3 separate regions of the Homo sapiens genome follow, and regions 1 and 3 are each linked to region 2. A link is a contact called in ENCODE Hi-C or POLR2A ChIA-PET data. All regions are on one chromosome and are shown on one strand. The core of a region is the stretch at or near the end of the contact, and the rest is flanking DNA. Distances in the headings are between cores, read along the strand shown. Region 1 holds the start of SIRT6 (sirtuin 6). Region 2 holds the start of DPP9 (dipeptidyl peptidase 9). Region 3 holds the start of MAP2K2 (mitogen-activated protein kinase kinase 2).

Evidence for each region. A loop is a pair of places that touch in the nucleus more often than their neighbours do. ChIA-PET counts read pairs that join two places held with the same protein, here RNA polymerase II (POLR2A). Pooled maps may share reads with other maps.
Region 1: a map of CD4-positive, alpha-beta memory T cell shows a loop between it and region 2 (10-fold over the local background). The contact joins the promoter of SIRT6 here to the promoter of DPP9 in region 2. A Hi-C loop is called at or near these places in 1 of 168 maps with a recorded cell type or tissue (CD4-positive, alpha-beta memory T cell) and 9 of 50 pooled maps. POLR2A ChIA-PET finds 5 or more read pairs at or near these places in 1 of 52 experiments (WTC11).
Region 3: a loop to region 2 is called in a map with no recorded cell type, with 11 times the contacts of the local background. The contact joins the promoter of MAP2K2 here to the promoter of DPP9 in region 2. A Hi-C loop is called at or near these places in 2 of 37 single-sample maps with no recorded cell type and 2 of 50 pooled maps.

Annotation. Positions count from the first base shown.
Region 1 is chr19:4,181,313-4,185,228 of GRCh38, forward strand. It overlaps SIRT6 (sirtuin 6), which reads right to left and starts at 1,251. Exons shown (of 8, transcript NM_016539.4): 1 at 1,162-1,251. The coding sequence starts at 1,227. It overlaps ANKRD24 (ankyrin repeat domain 24), which reads left to right and starts at 1,377. Exons shown (of 22, transcript NM_001393985.1): 1 at 1,377-1,428. RefSeq lists enhancers at 1,225-1,314, 1,385-1,434.
Region 2 is chr19:4,721,600-4,725,358 of GRCh38, forward strand. DPP9 (dipeptidyl peptidase 9) reads right to left here and starts at 2,243. Exons shown (of 22, transcript NM_139159.5): 1 at 2,075-2,243; 2 at 900-952. It overlaps TRG-TCC1-1 (tRNA-Gly (anticodon TCC) 1-1), which reads left to right and starts at 2,471; the gene lies at 2,471-2,542. TRV-CAC3-1 (tRNA-Val (anticodon CAC) 3-1) reads right to left here and starts at 3,108; the gene lies at 3,036-3,108. LOC105372250 (a long non-coding RNA gene) reads left to right here and starts at 1,281. Exons shown (of 3, transcript XR_936274.2): 1 at 1,281-1,387; 2 at 3,021-3,110; 3 at 3,536-3,759. RefSeq lists silencers at 2,044-2,193, 2,424-2,513, 2,964-3,163.
Region 3 is chr19:4,122,785-4,126,431 of GRCh38, forward strand. It overlaps MAP2K2 (mitogen-activated protein kinase kinase 2), which reads right to left and starts at 1,338. Exons shown (of 11, transcript NM_030662.4): 1 at 1,000-1,338. The coding sequence starts at 1,091. RefSeq lists silencers at 931-1,180, 1,371-1,490.

The sequences.
Region 1 (3,916 bases), core at 1-2,500, 540 kb before region 2:
GGCTTAGATGTCACTTCAGTGACAGTGATGCCTCCCTTGGCCAACTGGTTTCCATGCAACCCCTAGTCAGTCTCCCTTACTAGAAGGAGGGGTTTTTAATCTGTGTTGCTCCTGGCTGTGGCCTTAGTACCTAGAAAGTGCCTGAGCTACAGTAAGTGCTCTATAAATGTTGGTGGAATAAAGTGACTAACAGGCCGGGTATGGTGGCTCACGCCTATAATCCCAGCACTTTGGGAAGCCAAGGTGGGTGGATCACTTGAGATCAAGAGTTCAAGAGCAGACTGGCCAACATGGTGAAACCCCGCCTCTACTAAAAATACAAAAATTAGCCAGGCGTGGTGGCAGGTGCCTGTAGTCTCATCTACTCTACTCAGGAGGCTGAGGCAGGAGAATCGCTTGAACCTAGGAGGCGGAGGTTGCAGTGAGCCGAGATCGCGCCACTGCACTCCAGCCTGGGCGACAGAGAAACTCCATCTCAAAAATATAATAATAATAATAATAAAGTGACTAACAGCAGCAGTGAAGAGTGGGGCTTCTGGACGGGCGCACACCATCAGCGCTCATTAAATGCATGAGTCAGAATGCATGGGCCAGCCTTATGGAATGGGGCCATCTTCACCTCGTTTGCAGAAAGTTTGGAGATGGAGACCCAAAAGGGAAGTGACTTCCCCAAAGTCCCACAGTGCGTGGAGGGGGCAGCCGATCCCTCCACTTCCCCTCTGAGTGGCTGGAGGGATCTTTCTGGCACATTCTGTCCAGTCCCCTCGCCAGGGCAAAACCCTTCCCCATCACCCTCAGGATAAAGTGCCAACTCCCCAGCCTGGCATTTGAGCCCCGTCCTGGCCCGGCTCTGGAAACCTCCCAGGCCTAATCGTTCTCCAGGTGTGTTTATTCCCACCTCCCTTTGCGCCTGTCGTCCCCTCTTCCTGGAACTACATCCCCTCTCTCCCCGATCAGCCCCGACAGGGTGACCACAGAGTTGGGCGTGTTGGCGTCCCCCGGCGCGCAGGGGCGTCACTTCCCGCCCCTTCCTCACTGGGAAGTCCCTCCCATTGTCTAGCCTCAGTGCCCCCTGATATTCCCACAATGCCCCCCTGCCATCCGGCCGCTCCCAGCCCGCGGCCCTGGGGCGCGATGCTCGGGACCCTCAGACGCGCTCACCTCCGGGAGGCCGCACTTGCCCTTGTCCGCGTACGGCGACAGCCCCGCCGCGTAATTCACCGACATCCTCGACTGCCCCACGGGAACAATAAAGTTTCCCTTGTTGAGGCCGCTTCCGCCGGAAGCGGGGCGGGGCGGGGAAGAAGGAGGAACCGCGTTCCAGTCCTGCGCACCCGGCCTCCCACGGCAAGGCGCATGCGCCTCTTGCTGACGCCGCAGGCGACATGTTATCTGCTGTCAGAAGGAAGCCTGCCTCTTTGCATGCAGGTGTTTGCGGGGCTTGGGAAGGGGCTCCCCGATGACCCGGGCGGGAAATTGGGGCGGCCGCCTACGTGAGAGTTCTCCAGTCACCTCTAAAATGCGGGACACAGGCTATCCATGTCCCCACAACCCCTTTTACGGATTAGTAAATTCCGTAAGGACAGAGCCGGACAGCAGGGACCCCAGCCTAAGGGTTTTGAATGCCACGCAGAGTTACCTGAATATCTCATTTGTGTGTGTGTGTGTGTGTGTGTGTGTGTGTGTGACGGAGCCTCGCTCTGTTGCCCAGGCTGGAGTGCAGTGGCGCAATCTCGGTTCACTGCAACCTCCGCCTCTTGGGTTCAAGCGATTCTCCTGCCTCAGCCTCCCTAGTAGCTGGGATTACAGGCGCCCGCCACCACACCCAGCAAATTTTTGTATTTTTTAGTAGAGACGGGGTTTCTCCATGTTGGTCAGGCTGGTCCCGAACTCCTGACCTCAGGTGATCTGACCGCCTCGGCCTCCCAAAGTGCTGGGATTACAGGCGTGAGCCACTGCGTCCGGCCAAGTTATCTGAGTATCATCCAACTGGAGGTTCTGCATTCTGCAGGACAGGTCCTGCTCAAGGTCAATGGGGCTGGTGGCCTGGAGGACTCATTTAAGAATCATGTGTTGAGTACCTACTTTGTACTGGGCACACTGGAGAGCAAAGGTGGTACCATCTATGCCCTGGTGGCTGCGGGTGGACACAAACATGTGACCAGGTAATGGTGACATGGTGTGGTTGGGGTGCAATGGGTGATGCAGAGGGCACAGGGCAGTGAGGGGGCTCACAGGAGGCACCTGACCCAGGCTGGGGGCATCCGGGAGGGCTTCCTGGAGGAGGGGATGTTGCAGCAAAGATCTAAAAAGTGAGTGAGCCGGGCGCAGTGGCTCACACCTGTAATCCCAGCACTTTGGGAGGCCAAGGCAGGTGGATCACCTGAGATTGGGAGTTCGAGACCACCCTGACCAACATGGAGAAACCCCGTCTCTACTAAAAATACAAAATTAGCTGGGTGTGGTGGCCTGTAATCGCAGCTGCTCGGGAGGCTGAGGCAGGAGAATTGCTTGAACCCAGGAGGCGGAGATTGCGGTGAGCCGGAGATCGCGCCATTGCACTCCAGCCTGGGCAACAAGCATGAAACTCCGTCTCAAAAATAAATAAATAAATAAATAAAGAGTGCATGAGTCAGGTAGAGCCGGTTGGGGTGACATGAAGTACAGAAAGAATGTTCCTGGTGGGGGGAACAGCAAGTGCAAAGGCTGAGAAAGAGGAAGAGCATGGCTCCTTCCAGAAACTGAAATCAGTCCAGTGATGATAGGGAAGATCGTGGGTGTCTTCCCGCCAGAGCCAGTTGGCCAACAGGCAGTCCGCTGCCAGCCTGTCTCCTCCCTCGGCTCATCCCCGGCCCCCTGGGGCGGCCGCCTGCTCAGAGCCGATCAGGTGTCAGAGTGGAGCGGCTGGAGCTGCTCGTGGCCCAGCTGGGAGTGGGTAACCGGAGCCGGCAGTGGGCACTGTGGCCGGGAGCTCGGGGCACTGGAGCTGCAGGAGGTAGGGGAGGAAGGAGGTGGGAGAGGCCCAGGACGGAGGATCCCCTTATGGCCCCAGGCCCCTGAGCCCTTGTATGTGGGAGAAAGAAGCCGTGCTGAGTCCTAGCCAGGCTGCGGAGCTACCCAGGTACCCTGACACACACATGCACTCGTTCACCCACGCACTTCCCACTTGCCGGCCTGTGCCCTGCCTAGCTTCCTCCAAGGCAGGTGCTCAACATCCCACCCGGCCATCAGGCCCTTCTTATTTACCATCACCTCTTCCAGCAAGCAGCTTCCTAAATTTAGCAGGCGTTTCTCCCTCCCCCAAGCCCACGGATTGTCTTCTCCCAAGCAGCCTGTGAACTCCTCTGTTGGGTGTCTTATTACCCCCTGCTTTGGGTGTGATTGAATCCTCCAGTCAGAGGTAGAAGAAAAAAGGGTAGGTAGTGAGTGAATGGGCACCGGTGGAGGGGTAGATGAATGGATGGGTGGGTGGATGGATGGGGGGCGAATAGGTGGATTGGTGGTTTGGTAGATGGGTGAATGGGTAGATGTATGGATGGATGGGTGGATGGATGAATGGGTGGGTGATTGGGCAAATGGATGGAGGGATGGATAAGTGGATGGATGGATGGATGGAAGGATCCATGGATGGACTGGTGGGTGGGTGGATGGATGCACTGGTGGGTGGGTGGGTGGATGGATGGATTGGTGGTTGGGTGGGTGGATGGAGGGATGGATAAGTGGATGGATGAGTGGATGGGTGGGTGGGTGGATGGGTGGATGGGTGTGTGATTGGGTGGGCAGATGGGTGGATGGATGGATGCTTGGGCAGATGGATGGATGGGTGGTTGGGTGGATGGATGAAGGGATGGATAAGTGGATGGATGGGTGGATGAGTGGATGGATGAATGGTGGGAGTTGGTAGGTGTTTGGGTGG
Region 2 (3,759 bases), core at 993-3,492:
GTGAAACTCCAGCTCTACTAAAAATACAAAAATTAGCCAGCTGTGGTGGTGCAAGCCTGTAATCCCAGCTACTCAGGAGGCTGAGACAGAAGAATTGCTTGAACTCAGAAGGCGGAGGTTGCAGTGAGCTAAGATTGTGCCATTGCACTCCAGGGGTGACAGAGCGAGGTTCTGTCTCAAAAACAAAAGAAGAGAGGGAAGCACATGGGGACAGGACTGAGATTTTAAGGGAAGAGGTTAAGCATAAAGTCACCACGAAAAATCACTGGCCATACTCTCAGTCCAGTGGTGAAAAGCGTGGGCTCTGGTCTCAGAGAGAAAGGTTCAAATCCTGACTCTGCCACTTCTGGGGAAGTCGCTGAACCTCTCTGAGCTTCCACTTCCCCAGCGAGAACATGGTATGACAGTATCTACGCCTGGGGCCACCAAGGGAATTGAATGAGACTGCACACATACAGCTTTTAACACAGTGTCTGATGTAGCACAAACTAAATGACAGCTAGCATTGTCAACTAAACAAGATACTCAAAACCACAGGAAGGGGGAGACTCAAACTAAAGTCCTTTCAGGGCCAGAATCCACACCATTTACTGACCGGGTCAGGCAGTGTAGGTGGATCCAGGCACCCCTCCACCAAATCCTGCTGAAATCAGCACTCTCCCCTTCCTCTCCTCAAAGCCTTCAAAAAGCTCCTTCCAGGGGCAGCTAGAGGGGGACAGGGGTGGAAAGAAAAGCCTCCAGCAGGCGCACAAAAAACTGCAGCCACTGCCCTGCGGAGGACAACCATCCAGGGCCATAGAAAACCATTTCCTGCCCATGTCTATATTCTAGAGCAGGCAAAGGAATCCCACCAGCCCACACCCCAGCCTTCCTGGCTGCCAAACCCCAGCACAACTGACCTTCTAAAGGGTCCAGAGAGCCTCCATTCCAGCTGCAGGCGTGGGACACAGACCTTTATAGGATAAACATGTCATGAATGTGGCAGGTTAATGGAAGCACCGGCCAGCCGTTCAGCCTCCCCCACTCAGGAGCTGCAGACTGTCAGGCCCGATTCTACCTGGCTAGATTCTAGCTCTGCCTTGAAGCCCTGCAGCACTGTCTGCATGCCCTGGACAGAATCTGGGAGAGAAGCCATCCCACGGGCCCCGATTCCCCTGGGACCCAGCAGAGGAATGCAGGGATTGGTGCCTACGGTCCACACCCCCTGGGCTTTAGTCCCAGCTCCTCGAAAGCAGGTTGGTTCTTGCCTGGGAGGCAAGTGACTTCCTCCTGGGGCCCCTGGGGAAGACCAGGGGGTGGGGGCCAAGGGAATAGACCACTTTTGATGGCTCAGAGGCAGCGTGAACAGGGAAGTGTCAGGGCTGGCCTAAGGCTGTGTGGGAAGAAGGTAGGCGGTTGGACAGGCCTGAGAAGGGAGGCTGAGAGAAGGGGGCTGAACCCTGTGGGCTGGACCCTTGGAAGACAGCTATGCTAACCACTACACCACCAACGCCTCGGCAGGAAAAAGAGTCTCTGGATACCCTTAATAGAGGGATCAAGTAGGGTTGAGGATCAGGACTGGATTGGGGAGACCAAGCCTCGGGGCGAAGGTTGGAGGAAGTGGTAAAGGAGTGAGGACAGGATGCAGGTCGAGGGAGGTGGCCTCTGTGCATATACAGCATTTGCATGGGGAGAGGGAGGAGATCGGGACCTCCAGAGCCTGCACGAAAGGGGAGAGGGTGTCAAGGTCTGCAGCTACGAGGACGTTCTTGGGTGCGGCCACCTCCGGAAGGGGTCAGAGCCTGGTGGCCTGGGCAGCAACGGGATGGGTGGGGAAGCCCATCAGGGAAGGGGAGAAACTGGGAGGTGGCCTGGCCAGCGCAGGAATCGGGGAGGGAAAGAAGGTGGAGGAGGGCCTGGGGCGGAGAGGAAACGAGGCAGGGGGCCGGAGGGACCCACAGACGGGTGCATGGAGGCTCCGGGGTGCGGGGAGGCCAGGCGATGGCGAGGGCAGGGTCAGGGCCGAGGCGGGGCCGGTCAATGGCGGGTTCAGGGTCGCGGCCGGGGCGGGACGAGGCGCGCGGGCGCTGCTCACCGGGACGTGGGGCGGCGGCCGGACTGGGCAGGTCGTCCCGGGTCCAGCGGCGCCTCACGGTCGCGGCTCCATGCCCGGGACTGCGACCCCGGAAGTGGCGGGAGCGGGGGACGACAGCCGCGGCGGACACAGGGGACCCGCCGGCTCAGGCACCTTTGACCCGGAAGTTGAGCGACCCAGGCGGCGGCCTGGGATTGGACACCACCAGGCACGTACCAAGGCGTCCGCGGCGCTTGGGGGGGAGCCCGCGGCGCGGCGGCCTAAGGTGCGTAACGCCCCATGAACGACATCTTCCGGTGGGTTAGGGAGAGACACCCCCCTGTGACTTGGTATCACTCAGTCAAACCCATGATCCCCCACTATTAAGGATATCCGGAGAGGATGCTACCTATCAGGGCGTTGGTGGTATAGTGGTTAGCATAGCTGCCTTCCAAGCAGTTGACCCGGGTTCGATTCCCGGCCAACGCATGCGGTACCACTTTTGCGAGTTTGAAATTTTCATTTTAGTTTTGAGACGGAGTCTCGCTCGGTCCCCCAGGCTGGAGTGCAGTGGCGTGATCTCCGCTCACTGCAACCACCACCTCCCAGGTTCAAACGATTCTCCTGCCTCAGCCTCCCAAGTAGCTGTGATTACAAGCGCACGCCACCACGCCCATCTAATTTTTGTATTTTTAGTAGAGATGGGGTGGGGTGGGGCGGGGTGGGGCGGGGTGGGGGGGGGGGGGCGGTTCACCATTTTGGCCAGGCTGGTCTCGAACTCTGACTTCAGGTGATCCGCCCTCTTCGGCCTTTCAAAGTGCTGGGATTACAGGCGTGAGCCATCAATCACGGAAAATTTTTTTAAATCCCATAAAAATGTCTAAAAGGCAGGAGGAAGGCGGAAGAGAAAGAATGGGACTAGAATCGTTCTTTCGGTGAATTTCAAATAGTATTACTCTCCGGTTAGGAAAAACAGCTGACCTGTTTCCGCCCGGGATCGAACCGGGGACCTTTCGCGTGTGAGGCGAATGTGATAACCGCTACACTACGGAAACCGGTAGGCGTCAGGGTTCTTTAAATTCTCCTATAGAGATAATGTTGCAGTGATAGTTGCGTTGTCCCACCAAAGAAACACTGGCTACAGTCAGCTAAAGCAATATCCGCTCTTCCTGAATATCTGTTATTGTATTTGATACAGTAGAGACCGAAAGAAGGAAAATAAGGAAGACAAAAAGAAATCCAATAAACACCCTTTCCAACACACCCACCCACCCACACACATGTTTATCACTTTATCATAAATCCACCTTCCATTAAAACAATGCACGTCAAACGGCCCACAAACCCATCCGGGGTCAAATGAAGCTTTTCATCTCATAGATATCAATCTATACTTGATATCACATTAGTTTCTGCAGATATTCACCATTTTGCTTTAGATCAAACTACTTTTTTGTGTGTTTTGTTTTTTGTATTTTTTAGAGAGAGTCTCGTTCTGTCGCCTAGGCTCGAGTGCAGTGGTACGATCATCCCTCCCTGCAGCCTCCACCTCCTGGGCTCAAGCGATCCTCCCACCTCAGCCTCCTGGGTAGCTTGGACCACAGGTGTGGACCACCACGCCTGGCTGAATTTTAAAAAATGCGTTTGTAGAGACGGTGCCTTATAGCTGGGACTACAGGCGTGTGCAACCACTCCCAGCTAACTTT
Region 3 (3,647 bases), core at 88-2,587, 600 kb before region 2:
AGAGACCTACCACCATTCTGCTACTCAGTGACTCCATGCCCTGTCTTTTCCCACAGGGACCTCCCTTGGCCCTATCTCATTATTGAGGGACCCTTACCCCGTCTTTTCCTACCAGGGACCCTACCCCATCTCAGTCTCATTACTCAGGGACCCCTCACCCCATCCTCTCCCCTCTGGAGCCCCCTTGCCCAGATTTCCTCCTCAGGGGCTGCCTGACCTCCCCACACCCCATCCTCTCCTCTCAGGAATGCCCTGCACCCCGATTTCCCTACTCAGGGTCTCCCCTCACCCTCATCTCATGACTACGGCAACCTTTACTCCGTCCTTTCCTCTTAGGAACTCTTCACCCTCATTTCACTACTCAAGGACCCCACACTGTGTTCTCTCCTCTTAGAGATACCCCTCACCCCGATCTCACTGCTTGGGGAGCCTCATCCTGTTCTCTCCTTGGGGACACCCCTCATTCCGATTTTCCTACTGAGGGACTCCCCTCACCCCAGCTTCACTTTTCAGAAGCCCCACACCCCATCTTCTGCACTGCAGGGACCTCCCCTCACTCAACCTCGCTGCTCAGGGACCCCTGTCCCCATCCTCTCCTCTTAGAGACATCCTTCACCCCAACTTCACTACTCAGAGACTCCCGTTATCCCAATTCCACTCTTCAGGAACCCCACACCCCATCTTTTCCACCACAAGGACCTCCCCTCGCCCAATCTCACTGCTCAAAGACCCCCCTGCCCCGTGCACCCTTCGCCCCGTCCTCCGAGGGCCCCCTGCCCCGTCCTCCCCCGAGGGCCCCCTGCCCCGTCCTCCCCCGAGGGTCCCCTGCCCTGTCCTCCCCTCGAGAACCCCCTGCCCCGTGCACCACTCACCCCGTCCTCCCCCGTGACCCCCCTGCCTCGTGCACTCCTCGCGAACCCCCGTCCCCTCGCCCCGTCCTTCCCCGAGGGCTCCCTGCCCCGTGCACCCCAAGCCTCCGGCTGACCCCTGCCCACTCACTCGGAGGCGCCCTCGCTGGTAGGGGATGGGCCCTCGGCGATGGTAGGGTTGATGGTGAGCGCCGGCAGCACCGGCTTCCTCCGGGCCAGCATCGGGGCTCCGCGGGCCGGCGGCGGCGGCGCCTCTAGCCGGGGCCCATAGGGGGCGGGCCGGGAGCGGTCGGCGCCTACGCGAGCCCGGGGCTGCGGCCGCGGCCCAGGCCGGCGTCGGGGCGGCCGAGGGCGGGCGGCGCTGCGGGCCTGGGCCGAGGGTAGCCGAGGGGCGCTGGGGCTGAGGCGAGCGAGCCGCTACCGCTGCCGAGGCCCGAAGAAGGCTGACGCCGCAGCCCGAGTCCGAGAGGCAGGGGGAGGGGAGGGGCGGCCACAAGATCGCGGACCGGCTTCTCGCGATAACGGGATCGGGAGCCGCGATGGACCCCACCCCCAGCCGCCGCGCCTGCGCAGCAGCACAAGGCCGCCTTTCGGAGGGGAAAGGGGCGGAGACCGACGCGAGGCGGTGCCGGGACCGGGCGCCCTCGCTTGCCTTACCACGGCGCGTGTGCCCAAGCGCTTGGGGCATGAGGCGCGGGAGCAGGGGAGGAGACGGAGGGATGAAGGCTGGGGTGATGGTCGTGCACAGGTGGGCAGGGTAGCCAGACTCCTGAGAGCCTGTGGTGCCCCAGGCTGGGGCTGAGAGAACCCGTAAGACCCCAGAACAGTGGACGAGACCCACCCAGAGTCCATTTAATCTTTTTGGCAAGCGTGGACACACGCCCCTAGCCCCCACCGCCTTAGAGTGTCAGTTACTCCCCCTCCTTCATCAGAACAAGGCCACTCTAAAACATTTTTAAAATTTATTTTAATTGACAAATAAAATTGCATATATTACTATGCGCATGTTGAAACATTTTTATTATAAAATACACATAACATAAAACTTGTCATTTTAACCATTTCTAAATGCACAGCTCAGCGGCATTAAGCAACCACCACCACCACCATCTCCAGAATTTTCTCATCTTCCGAAACTGAAACACTGTCCCCTATGAAACCTCACTCCCTATCCCCCTCCCCAGCCCCTGGAACCCAACGTCGTACTTCCTGTGAATCTGATGATTCTAGGGACTTCATATGAGTAGGATCACACAGGTTTTGTCCCTTTGTGGCTGGCATATTTCACTGAGGGCCACGTCCTCAAGGTGCCTGTTGTAGCTGTGTTAGATCCACGTTGTAACCTGTGTTAGAATTTACCCACTTGACTACTCCGGGCATACTTCCAATCGGGTAGCCCTGCTCCAAAAAAGAGCAGAAAAAAAAAAAAAAAGAAAAATTTCCCTTTTTTTTTTTTTGAGACGGAGTCTCGCTCTGTCACCCAGGCTGGAGTGCAGTGGTGCGATCTCGGCCCACTGCAAACTCTGCCTCCCGGGTTCACGCCATTCTCCTGCCTCAGCCTCCCGAGTAGCTGGGACTACAGGTGCCCACCACCATGCCCGGCTAATTTTTTTGTATTTTTAGTAGAGACGGGGTTTCACCGTGTTAGCCAGGATGGTCTCCATCTCCTGACCTCGTGATCCACCCGCCTCGATCTCCCAAAGTGCTGGGATTACAGGCGTGAGCCACCGCACCCAGTCAGGATTTTCCTCCTTTTTAAGGCTGAATAATATTCTATTGTGTGCATGGACTATATTTTGCTTATCCATTTATCTGCCACTAGACACTTCGGTGAATCGTGCCGCTATGAACACAGATGTACAAATATCTGTTTGAGTCCTTGCCTTGAGTTCTTTTGGGTATATGTTCTGAAGAGGAATTACTGGATTATATGGTAATTCTATGTTGAACTTTTTGAAGCACCACCTTACTATTTAATACAATAGCCGTACCACTTTATAAGAAAGGTCATAGGCTGGGCGCGGTGGCTCACGCCTGTAATCCCAGCACTTTGGGAGGTCGAGGCGGGTGGATCACCTGAGGTCAGGAGTTGAAGACGAGTCTGGCCAACATGGTGAAACCCCGTCTCTACTAAAACAAAAAAATACAAAAATTAGCCGGGCATGGTGGCGCGTGCCTGTAATCCCAGCTACTCGCGAGGTTGAGGCAGAAGAATTGCTTGAACCCGGGAGGCAGAGGTTGCAGTGAGCCAAGATCACGCCATTGCACTCCAGCTTGGGAGACAAGAGCGAGACTTCGTCTCAAAAAAATCAAACAAACAAACAAACAAACAAATAAATAAATAAAATACAAAAATTAGCCAGGCCTGGCGGTGTGTGCCTATAGTCTCAGCTACTCAGGCGGCTGAGGCAGGAGAATCGCTTGAACCCGGGGGGCAGACGTTGCAGTGAGCCAAGATTGCACCACTGCCCTCCAGCCTGGGCGACAAAGTAAGACTCCGTCTCCAATAAAACAGAACAAAAAAAAATTTAATTTTTTGCCAGGTGCCGTGGCTCACACCTGTAATCCCAGGACCCTGGGAAGCTGAGGTGGGCTGATCACTTGAGGTCAGGAGTTCGAGACCAACCTGGCCAACATGGTGAAACCTCGTCTCTACTAAAAATACAAAAATTACACAGGTGTGGTGGCGGGTGGCTGTAATTCCAGCTACTAGGGAGGCTGAGGTGGGATAACTGAACCCCGGAGGCGGAGGTTGCAGTGAGCCGAGATTGTGCCATC